2 separate regions of the Homo sapiens genome follow, and region 1 is linked to region 2. Evidence: chromatin contacts called from ENCODE Hi-C or POLR2A ChIA-PET data. All regions are on one chromosome and are shown on one strand. Each heading gives the region's core, a stretch centred on a gene start or an enhancer-like site at or near the end of the contact. The rest is flanking DNA. Distances are from core to core; before and after follow the strand shown.

What was found. Hi-C counts contacts between places; a loop is a spot of excess contacts on that map. ChIA-PET counts read pairs that join two places held with the same protein, here RNA polymerase II (POLR2A). Pooled maps may share reads with other maps.
Region 1: POLR2A ChIA-PET joins it to region 2 with 31 read pairs in activated naive CD4-positive, alpha-beta T cell. The contact joins two enhancer-like sites. A Hi-C loop is called at or near these places in 4 of 168 maps with a recorded cell type or tissue (HepG2, endothelial cell of hepatic sinusoid, gastrocnemius medialis and 1 more), 1 of 37 single-sample maps with no recorded cell type and 8 of 50 pooled maps. POLR2A ChIA-PET finds 5 or more read pairs at or near these places in 9 of 52 experiments (GM12878, HEK293, activated B cell and 5 more).

What each region holds. Positions count from the first base shown.
Region 1 is chr17:17,850,972-17,856,660 of GRCh38, forward strand. The region is part of intron 12 of TOM1L2 (target of myb1 like 2 membrane trafficking protein); the gene reads right to left. Among named protein-coding and RNA genes, the nearest start is that of SREBF1, 17 kb to the left of the region's middle. Within about 2 kb of position 2,985, at least 2 of the 41 ENCODE cell types and tissues checked have a DNase peak (open chromatin) inside an H3K27ac peak, as active enhancers do.
Region 2 is chr17:17,702,066-17,708,081 of GRCh38, forward strand. All of the region lies in intron 1 of RAI1 (retinoic acid induced 1), which reads left to right. LOC124903943 (a long non-coding RNA gene) reads right to left here. Exons shown (of 2, transcript XR_007065650.1): 2 at 1-6,016. Among named protein-coding and RNA genes, the nearest start is that of RAI1, 24 kb to the left of the region's middle. RefSeq lists a silencer at 4,110-4,404. Within about 2 kb of position 4,251, at least 2 of the 41 ENCODE cell types and tissues checked have a DNase peak (open chromatin) inside an H3K27ac peak, as active enhancers do.

The DNA.
Region 1 (5,689 bases), core at 1,735-4,234, 150 kb after region 2:
CGGGCCAGGCAGCCCCCACACAGCCAGCGAGGGGAGACAGAACACCGGAACAAAGGAAATCATCAACAGCAACCCCAAATAAAACCAAAATGTACACAGAGCAAAAAAACACAATTGGCACAGCACACAGGGGCAACACAGGGCAGCCACGTGTGAGATGGCAGGTGAGGAAAGCAATGAGGTGCAAATGATAAGAAGCAGGCTCCCGGCAGGGCCGGCGGTAAGGAAGGTGGCTGTACGCGTTCTTGAAATGGAGAACTTTTTGACTATGAGTGTCCACTCTCACATTGCGGGGCCTCTCAGCCCGGGGCTGCAAAACACCTTCTAACTTCAGGAAGGCGCTGCCACGCAGGCTGATTTTGAACTCAGCCACTATGACAGTCCGCTGTCAAGCCCAACCCAGGGAAGGCCAAGTGACAGCCTGCCCAGAGCGGGGTACAGGTGCTCAGAGGGCAGGGCAGCACCAGCCCCGGGGGGATGCAGGGGGTCTGTTTGCTCCGCTGAAGAGATTTTGAAATGCGTCCTGGTGCATTTCTGAGTGGAGAGGGGAACTGGAGGAGGTGCGTGCTCCGCTGGGCTGGGTGTGGCCTGGTAGACAGAGGCAGGCACATTTTACCATCAACAGAAACACAGCAAAAACGAGGGCTCTGATGACAAAGGGGACTATGGGGCTTTAGTCTTCTTTGTGTCTCTTTAGGGGAAATTCATGAAGCAGCCCTGAAAGCAACAGCTCCCTTTAGTCTCGTCCTTTCTTCCCTGTGTTCAATGGCTGGCTGTGCTTCAGGAGTCAAAGAAACCAAGTTCAGCTGAGCACTGGGGCGCAGCAGCCAGAGCCAGGGAGGTGACAGCTTCCAGGCATACTAAGGTGTACCACGGGGTTGCCTGAGCAGTCACCTTGCTTGGGCCCCTGTGCCAAGCACCTCAGGGACAGAGACTCTGAAAAATGCACATGGCTAAAAAGGTTTAAGTTGCCATCAAATATGACATGATAAGAAGCTCCCTAGAAGCCATGTTAATGGAATGTTGGCTCCCAGCCTAGAGAAATGAGGTGATGACCCTTAATCACCTCCTCACCTACCCTGGCTCTGGGAGGTACCCTTCCGGGGCTCACTTGCAAGACCCCTATTTCTATTACAAAAATGCCAGCTCTGTCTATAGCTGGCTTCACCCAATGCCATGATCTAGGGTAAGACTAAAGTAAAAATAAGCAGTAAAAGGAATGCATACCCCAGTGTCTATCAAATGTAAAAAATAACACGACCTTCACAAAGAAAAAGAACAAAGAACACATATCACCAGCAGTGATGTGACAACTCCAGTCCTGGGGGTTGACACCTGCTGCTGATGGTGGGGGAGGGTGGTTTGGGGTCCCAGGTAGAGTCCAGCACTCTGAGCAGGTATCTACGATGCCACCAGAGCTCTTCACTCCCTCAGTGAGCTCAGCTGGCCCCTTGCTCTGAGGAATGTGCTCTGTGTCCTAACTTCGGACCCAATGTGGGAAGCCCACAAGAGCACTTTCAGAAAGGCCCAAGCCAGTCACTGATCAGATTAGGAAGAGTCTGTGTTGCTCATTATTTCTTTGACTTACTGGGGAGTTAAGAATGTTGAATTGAGCAGGGCACGGTGGCTCATGCCTGTAATCCCAGCACTTTGGGAGGCCGAGGCGGGCAGATCACCTGAGGTCAAGAGTTTGAGACCAGCCTGACCAACAGGGAGAAACCCAGTCTCTACTAAAAATACAAAATTAGTTGGGTGTGGTGGTATGCGCCTGTAGTCCCAGCTACTGGGGAGGCTGAGGCAGGAGAATCACTTGAACCTGGGAGGCAGAGGTTGCAGTGAGCCGAGATCACGCCATTGCACTCCACCCTGGGCAACAAGACTGAAACTCTGTCTAAAAAAAAAAAAAAAAAAAAAAAAAAGAACATTGAATTGAAAAGGTATCAGGGAGTCTTATCACCCAGACATGAAACCTAGGGACAGGAGGCATGTGGGTCCTCACTGGGGGGATGGACGCACAAATGACTGACAGATGTGTTAACAATGCCTAAGGCTGGCACTTCCTTGCCCTTGCCCATCAAAAGGCAGTAGGGTACACTGCTACTCTGTGCTTGCTGGCAGGCCTTCTGCCTTGAGACATTCCTGGAACAGGACACACCAGTTATCATGCTCTCAATGACTGTAAGTCAGAATGTGTGGCCTCTGGGAGGACGCATGCCATGCTGAGTCCCCAAAACTGAAGCTTAGAAAGTCAGCAGCATCTCCAGAGAGAAAATAGTCCCACACTAGCGGTTAGAGTGTGCACCAGCCCTTTCTTTACACCTGACCAGCTTTTGTCCACTTAGCAGAAACAGACTAGATGTCCTGAGCTTTCCAATGTGTTGCAAAAGCTACAACAAAGACATTAAGGGGTCAGGGGCCTTAAACCTTCAGATTTTTCTTGTAATTGTTTTGTTGCTGCTAAAGAACAAATCCCTTGAGGCCTGGGGTCATACTTTAATTTTCTTCTTTGGGGATAAATCTTGAGAGCCAACATGCTCAGAAAATAAACAATGACACTTAAGAAATTCCTCACCTCCTCAAAAATAACTTCCCAAAAGCTGGCTCATGGGAACCCTTTTCTTCCATGTCCTAGATTTTTCCAAATAAGTAGTATGTTTATGGAATGGCATCCTCCAGACCAAGCCCTAGAGGGCACGCTGAGGAGAGTGCACTGGGTGGGGTCCATCTGGGCCCTCACACTCACTGGTGGCAGGACCTGGGGTGAGTCGCTCCTCTCTGGACCCCACTTTCTTCACCGGAGAGCTCCTGAGTTTCTTCTATCCTAAGAAGCCTTAGAGATTTGGGTGGAGAGGCAGGAGCAGGGGACAGAGGCCTGAGCAATGCTTGGCCTCAATTTCCTCATCTGTGAAATAAGGCGATTGCTAGATTGTATTTGGCTTTCAATTCTTATGACTCAGAAACCTTAACTTTCAGGTTGGTGCTTCTGTTTTCTAATTCAGAAACCCAGGGATGTCAGAAATTATGGAAACTGACTCATTACAATATAGAAGCCACTTGGCCTCAGGGCGTGAACCATGGTGGAGCAGGGTGATGGTTAACAGTTAAGCTTATATAACGTAAGCTTAAATTGACTTTCTTGTGGCCAGACACAAAACCTTAGCTATCTAAACCTCTTGTCCTGGTAAATAAATGCCTTGAGTATTATAACAGGGCAAAGTTCCTTCTAATAATGTAGGTGCTATCAGACTCAGACTAAACATGTACACTGCTTGGAAAATATGAACCAAAGAAACTGTGGGAGGCCGAGGACGCGCTCCTTGTCAGGCTGATGGGAGGGAAGTGGGGCCCTGGTTGGAGCAGGGGGCACTGCGCTGAGTCTTAGGGGACTCTGTTTCTTCCCTGCAGCTTTGGGCAAGACACCAGGCCCTTAGGAGGCCTCGGTATCCTCATCTGTCAGACTAGGGGCTGGCCCAGCAGATTCCTAAGAAGGCTGTTGGCTCTGATGTGTCATAGTTTTATTTTTATTTTTATTTATTTATTTAGTTATTTATTTAATTAATTAATTTATTTAGAGACAGAGTCTTGCTCTGTTGCCCAGGCTGGTGTGCAGTGGTGCGATCTCAGCTCACTGCGACCTCTGCTTCCCAGGTTCAGATAATCCTTGTGCCTCAGCCTCCTGAGTAGCTGGGATTACAGGCGTGAGCCACCACACCTGCCTAATTTTTTTTTTTTTTGTATTTTTAGTAGAGACAGGGTTTTGCCATGTTGGCCAGGCTGATCTCAAACTCCTGGCCTCAAATGATCTGCCCAGCTTGGCCTCCCAAAGTGCTGGGATTACAGATGTGAGCCACTGCACCCAGCCTGACATGCCATAGTTTCAGCATTTTCTTGGGCAATGATCCAAGCTGAAGGCTGGTCTGAGGGATCTGAAGAAGCGTATGAGTTGGAAGAGAGGGACAGAAAGGAAGAAGACATGTGAAGAGAGAAAAGGAAGGAAGCTAGCAGAGGAATGCCCTCCAATAGAGACTGCTGCCTGAAGCTCAGCCCCTCTGAAGATAGGTAGGCCAGGCTGGCTTGGCTGAGGCAGTGGTTAGACCAGCCCTGCCCATTTTCAAAGTCCACAGACATCTTGGATGTCAGAAGCCACAGGTTTTGATCTGAGTGGCAGGTGAGCCATCCTGCTGTCAGCTGATTCTCACTTGGAACTGCAGGCAGGGGCAGCTCTGCCTCAGGGATCAGGAGGGAGGGTTGCCTGCCCAAGGGGGAGAGGCATGTCTGTCTGGTACTCCAGGGGTTAGGATTATCCTTCCAGAGTAAGAGCCTTGGGGGCCTCCAGGTCTGAGGAGGGAGTCCCGCCCTCCAAACCCAAGCCTGGGTTTTGGCAGCAGCATTCTTTACTAACCTACCTCTGTTCTTGTTTTGACTTAGATTCTCTCACATGAGGATATTTTCCTGGCTGCACCCTGCAAAAGGGAGACACCCCTAGCTGATCACCAGCCAAGAGAGGCAAAAAGACCTCACACTAGAGAGGCCAGGGAGGGAGAGCACAAGCCTAGCAGTCTCCCTGAGAGCCGCCCGGCCCTAGCCCATTGACAAGTCTCATTTCTCTTCAACCAGTAATAAGCCTGGTGGTGTCAGTTAACTTCTGTGTTGGCTATCCACACACCTGAGTCCCAGGAGCATAAGGGTTCCAACAGATGCTCCTCTGCAGCTTCCCACAGCCCCATGCCCACAAGGAAACCCACCTGTCCAGTTTTCAATGTAACAAGAACAATTTCTGTAGCTCAGGTGTACTATTTCCAGAGAAGCTGTGAATCCCTTCCTATGTCACTTCAAGCACCACCCCACTGGGACCAAGTCTAAAAGCCTTTGATCTCACTCAATAGTACAAAAAGTTTCCAAGTAAAGAATTTGTACTCAGGAGGCTTGAAAAGACTCAAGGTTTCTACACTATGGGAAATAAGGCAAAGCAATTAATATTTGTTGTAAAGAAAAAAAAAAAAACAAACTGCAGTCAGTCAGGCAAGACACCAGGTTAGCTGTTAGTTAGGTTTGTTTCTGGGAAGTTAGAGACTGGAGCTCTACGTGGGACCTGGCAGTGGCGAGGCAGTCTGTGTGGGCAGAGACAGGCACCACCACCAGCTGCCAAGGCCACCCTCAGGGGAGTTTGTGTGGGCAGTATCCTTTTTTGCAGGATTAATAGGCACAAGGGCATGTGGGCTGGATCTTCCCAATGAATGGACATGGTTTCCAGAAGCCCTGCTGCAAAGGCCCCTGACATGTGGGCCAGAGGCCAGCCTGTCCCTGAAGAAGCAAATGAGAGGCCTGGGCCAGCACATCTCTCTAAGAATGGGCTTGGGGTCTAGTGGAGGAACTGCCTTCTCACGCAGAGCAGCAGTATGCTGCTACTATGAGAGGTGGCAGGAGACCTGCCCAGGCTGACAGCAGAGCTGTGCAGAGGGCACCAGCCCAAGCTGGGTGGCAGGCAGATGCCCCTTGCTCCCACGGCTCTGGGTGATCCTGCATGGCCCAAGTTCCTACTCACTGGTCACGCTTTGCTCAAGCAGGTGGACCCTGTGCTGCTTGCAGTCTAGGACCTGCTGGCCTTTCCTCTGGCCACAGCCTAGCATAGCACACTATGGGCAGTTATGTATTCCTCTCACCCCACCCCACCTGGAGGGAGAGGCAC
Region 2 (6,016 bases), core at 3,001-5,500:
GGAAGGAAGGATAAGTGTGAGCTAATTGGCAGGAATAGCATTCCAGGTAGGGAAACAATTGGAGTTCAGCCCTGGCTAGGGCAGAACACTGGCTGACATGAGGGGAGAGGGAGTAAGGGACAACCACAGAAAAACTGAGCTCACTCCAAAGTGTGGAGGCATGAGGCTGGAGAGGTGGGCAGAGGGTCCTCTGTTGCCTAGCAACCTTCACTGCCTCCCTATTGCCAAGAGGACCAAATTCAGACCCTTCAGTTGGCACAAAAGCTTGTACCACCCACCTCATCCCAGGATGCAGCCTATTATCTTCAGCTGGGTTCCTCACTACCAGGCCAAGCCTCGGATGATGATTGTGAGCCTACTGTATATGGGAAGGGGGGATAAGCAGTGACCCCATCAGGGCTAATAGCAGTGGGGCCTGCTGCCCAACTCCATGCCCCTTCTCCCATTCTTGTCCCCAGATGTCCTTGCAGACAAAATGGAGGTGAATGGGCAGGCTGCCAGGAGCGTCAGGTGGCATCACAGCCGGGTAGACAGTCGTCACTGATTAATGAGGTGGTAGAAACCTAGAGGGAGGTCCCTACTGGCATGCCTCGGGGTTCTGCCCTTGCTCTGGTCAAGGCAAGGAATGAGGCTCACAGGGGTTTAGCACCTCCCTGCCAGGCTATGTGAAACTCTTGGTATCCAGTAGTTTATCACCAGCCATGAGGTGGCTTCTCTTAATATCTCATTTTGCAGATGCAGACACTGAGGCCAGTCGGGGTGAGGAGTGAGCTCAAAGTCACTCATCTCCGAGGTGGCAAAATTAAGCCTCAAACCCAGGGCTGTGTGACTTCAAAGCCTGTGTTTGTAACTGCGGAGCTGTGCGGCATCAGTAATGCATCTGCTGCTGCTGCCAGACGTGAGGAGGTGGGGCCCTGCCTTTCAACTTCATCTCTCTGACAGTGGTTAGCACTGTACTTTACGTGTAGTAAGTGCTCAATAAATGCTTGTGGACTGGATGATTGGGGCAGTAAGCAGTGAGCAGGGCTCAGAAGCAGTGGAGAGGCTCCATCACTCTTCCTCCCAACCTGCACCTCCACCCCCAGGAGTTGGACAGCGGCTGTAAGGGGACTTGGAGACTCAAGGCTTCCAGGCAGGGAGTGGGCTCACAGGAGGCTAGGGAGGATCCAACTTCCTGTCCAGGTCAGGGTCAGGAGGACAGCCGCGCCCCCTACTGCCCCGCTGGGAGGCCAGGCTGACGTAGGAAGGCTGCACTGCAAGTCAGAATCATCAGCAAAACCTGGGGAATAGAGCGTGTGAGGGTTTCCATGCAGGGTGGGGACTGCTTTCTGATCAAGCCCCTAGGCCAAAAACCTTTGGAAGGGACTCTCTGAGGGCAGTGCATTCTTGTAGCGTCGGGAGCAGGAGTTCTCCCATAACCTTTTTGGGGTGGGGACCCACCTGTGGCTCTGGAAAGGTGTTGGCTCCGGCTCTGGGGCTCAGGGGGAGGGGGCCATTGGTGGGCAAAACAAGCATAGTGAAAACTGAGGCTCATAGAGGTTAAGGTCACAGAGCAGAGCTGGGTCTGTTTTCTTTTTGTTTCTGTTTTAGTTGCAACAGGGGCTTGCTCTGTTTGCCGAGGCTGGAGTGCAGTGGTATGATCATAAATCACTGTAGCCTCGATCTCCTGAGCTCAAACGATCCTTCCGCCTTGGCCTCCCAAAGTGCTAAGATTACAGGCATGAGCCTTCATGCCTAGCTGGGACTGTTTTCAAACTCCACCAACCCCTTTTCTTTTGTTCCATTCCACTCTGCCCAGAACCTTCGTCTGGCTTCCCAGAGGGCCCAAGTCCTTGTCTTCAGAGGTCCTGGCTGGGGAGCCTTAGAGCATGGTCTTCCCTCACTCCAGGCTTCTCGGGTCTCCCTATTGGGGACTGACCGTGGGAGCAGTGAGCCACTGTGCACCAGGGCAGCCCGGCTCCTCGGGGGGTGGCCCAAGCAGTCAGGGCGGCAGGCTTGATGGGCCAGGGCCTGGGGACTCTGCCATGGTGGACCATTGTGCCCTTGCCTGGCTTGCCAGGAAAGTGGAGTGCGTGTGCTCACCCTTGCTTCTGAGGGGCCTTCCTGAGGCAGAGGCTGTCCCTGGACACCCAGTGCTGTTGAGGCAGCTGGGGACACTCAGACCATGGTGGACAAAGACTTGAAGTCTCGTTTCAGCCCTGCACAAGGTGTGACCTTGGCTCCAGCACTGCTCCCTCTGGGCCTGTCTCTTTCTCAGCAGAATCTGGGACTGGCCACATCATCTCCAGGGGTTCTAGCATTGGACGCCTGAAAGTGGACAACATGGCAGTGTGAGGGGGCTCTTTGTGGTGGGGTGGTCAGAATGGCCCTCCATGTGGGGGGCTCTTTGTCTCCCCAGGGCAGTCCTTAACCACCAGCCAGCCTCCCCAGGCACCCGTGCCGGGCAGTGGGGTGTGTAAAGGCCTGGCACACACAGACAGGAGTTCCGATCTCAACTCCATCCTCATGAGCTCTGTGACCTTGGTGAGTCCCTTTTCTGTGTAGCCTTTAACTCTCATCTGGAACGCAGGATATGCATAGTCCTGACATCAGGACGTTACCATGAGTAGTAAGTGAAACTCCCACTTCAGGTCCTTCGCCTGGTGTCCAGGGCATGGGAGGAGCTAATACGTGGCCTCTGCTGCTTGTGTTGTTATTGGTGGTGGTGTTTGAGATGTCCTTAGAGATGTTGGCCAAAGTTTCCAGTTCCCCACCCTCCCAAGCCCGTGGGGAAATTGTGCTTCCTGGTGGTTTTTGGGTGGGGGGGCCGGGGGAGGGTCATGTGACCAGTTATGGCCCGTGAGGTGTGAGCAGAAGTGACATGTCCCTTCTAGGCCAGAGCCTTTCATGGCCATGAGGATCCACAGAACTCACTTTCCTCTGGTAGACCAAAGTCAAGGTGGCAACTGCTCAGTGAGAGGGAGCCTCCCTGCTACCCCAGTGGATGGTAGTGTGAAGGATAAACCAACTTTTGTTGTTGTGAGCCCTTGAGATTTGAGAGTTTTGTTACAGCAACATGGCTAGCACATCCTGACTGATTCTTCATCATCATCATCATCATCACTCAAGCCTGTCCCCCGGCCAGGGGTCCATCCAGGAGAACAACAGCCATGGAGGAGACCCGTCAAAAAATAGAACTTTATTACCAATCTGTTTCTATAATTGTTTGACTCATTTTCTCACTCATTTGTTTGCTTTATCACCAATTTCTTTACATCATTTATTCCTTCAAAAACATTTCTTGGCTGGGTGCAGTGGGTCACGCCTGTAATCCGAGCACTCTGGGAGCCCAAGGCAGGCAGATCACCTGAGGTCAGGAGTTTGAGACCAGCCTGGCCATCATATAGTGAAACCCCATCTCTACTAAAAAATACAAAAATTCGGTGAGCTGAGATCGTGCCATTGCACTCCAGCCTGGGCAACAAGAACGAAACTCCGTCTCAAAAAACAAAAACAAAAACAAAAACAAAAACGAGCCAGGTGTGGTAGCACACACTTGCAGTCCCAGCTACTTGCAAGGCTGAGGCAGGAGAATCGCTTATACCCAGCGGGCAGAGGTTGCAGTGAGCTGAGATCGCACCACTCTACTCTGGCCTGGGCGACAGTGCAAGACTCCCTCTCTCAAAAAACAAACAAAAAGGCTGGGCACGGTGGCTCACGCCTGTAATCCCAGCACTTTGAGAGGCCGAGGTGGGCAGATCACGAGGTCAAGAGATGGAGACCATCCTGGCCAACATGGTGAAACCCCCTCTCTACTAAAAATACAAAAATTAGCTGGGCATGGTGGCGCGTGCCTGTAGTCCCAGCTACTCGGGAGGCTGAGGCAGGAGAATCTCCTGAATCCGGGAGGCAGAAGTTGCAGTGAGTTGAGATCGCACCACTGCACTCCAGCCTGGCAACAGAGCGAGACTCTGTCTCAAAAAAAAAAAAAAAAAAAAAAAAAGGCAACAAAAACCAAACGCCACTTGACCACCTGTTTCATAGGCCCTGAGGTAGCGCACAGGCCAGCAGGGAGCTATGGATCATTCTGCAGAGCCACGGTGCTTGCCCAGAGGTCAGCAGCCCTATGGGATGCTTGGGGTGGGGCGTCAGATTTGCAGAGCTGGGGCGAGGGAAGGAATGGCACTTGGGGGAGTGGGTCTGCTGGAGAAAGGCCTACAGGTAACAGGAAGCACTAGGCAGTTGGGTCCGGCCAGCAGGGATGGGACCGTGTAGTGGCCAAGCTGGAGGGGGACTTTGGTCCCTGGGTCATGGGGTGTGCAGTGCTCTGCACTGAATGATGAGAGGGCATGCATAGGTGAAACAAGAGGCCAGCTGCTGAAGGGAGGAAGACCAGGTAGGCAGCTGGGCCAAGGATCCAGGTGGACAAGGGCTGGCATGGGTCTGAAGAGGAAGAGCAGGGCCAGGGAAAGCCCAGGGCTGGATGGCCAGTGGTTGTGAGCTGCACCAGCAGCCAGAGGGAGCCGGGGACTGGATGGGGGTGGCCCTGTGCAGTGACGGGGAAAGTTTGAGGGATCAGAGTAGAGTTGGGGCACCCGAGCGGCATCCAGGGGAGATGTCCAGGATGTAGGGTGGTGAATGGACAGGACATTGAAGTGAGAATCACCCCTCCTGCCCATAGACAAACCATTGGTTTGAGGGTGGGGCCTGCCCTGGGAGCCGGGAAGCACACATTTCTTCTCTGTGTGGGCTCAGGGGAAAAAAAGAATTGAAACTCCCACAGGGGAAAAGTTTTTAAAGATTCCACCATTGGAATGCTGGTCTTGTGTAACAGGAATGTTTTAATCCATGCATTTGAAACACAGTTATTGAGATCCTACTGTGAGCTGGGCTCTGCCCTAGGTGCCCATGGGTGAGCAGACAGACAGCGATCTCTGCCCTGGTGAGCTCCTTCCTGTCTTAGTGGGAGACAGGCAGCTAATGACGAGCAATCTGGGGCATGCTCCTTAGTCCTAAGCTACTCAGGAGGCTGAGGCAGGCAGATCGCTTGAGTTCAGGAGTTCGAGGCCAGCCTGGGCTACATAGCAGAACCCCGCCTCTACAAAAAATACATAAATTAGCTGGGCATGGTGGTGTGTACCTGTATTCTCAGCTACTCAGGAGGCTGAGGTGGGAAGATCGCTTGAGCCCCGGAGTTTGAATCCAGCCTGGGTAACATAGCAAGACCTTGTCTCTGAAAATAACTAAATACTTTTAAAAAGAAGATAGATGTAGTGAGAAAAAAAAGTAGGTGGGGAAGGGGCTCAGGGATGGGGGAGATGCGTGCAGTTTTAAATTGGAGTGCCAGGAAAGGCCTCCCTGAGAAGGTGACAGGTGAGCAAAGACTCGAGGGAGGTCAGTGAACCTTGCAATGTCAAAGGGAAGGGCATTGCAGGCAGAGGGAATAGCAGTGCAAAGGTCCTGAGGCAGGAACGTGTTTCCATGTTGCAAGAACAGCAGGGGAGCCACTGTGGCTGGAGGGGACTGAGAGAGGGGAGAGGGTTCCTGGAAGACTGTTTGTTTATTTGAGACAGGGTCTCACTCTGTCACCCAGGTTGGAGTGCAGTGGCATGATCTCAGCTCACTGCAACCTCCACCTCCCAGGCTCTAGTGGTCCTCCCACCTCAGCCTCCTGAGTAGCTGGGACCACAGATGCGTGCCACCATGCCCTACTAATTTTTTGTATTTTTGGTAGAGACGGGTTTTTGCCATGTTGCCCAGGCTGGTCTCAAACTCCTAAGCTCAGGCAATCCACCTGCCTCAGCTTCCCAAAGTGCTGGGATCATAGGTGTGAGCCACCGTGCAGGCCAGACTCTAGCTTTCATTCTGAGTGAGCTGGAGACTGCAAGAGGCAGGCTCCAAGCTGACTTACTATCTCACAGGCTCCCTCAGGAGTTGAGGGGGCCAGACAGAGCTTGAAGGGGAGTAGAAGGCTCCTGGAGGCTCTGGCAGACCTCAGAAGCTGCAGCCACATCGACCAAGCTGACCCCACCCACCA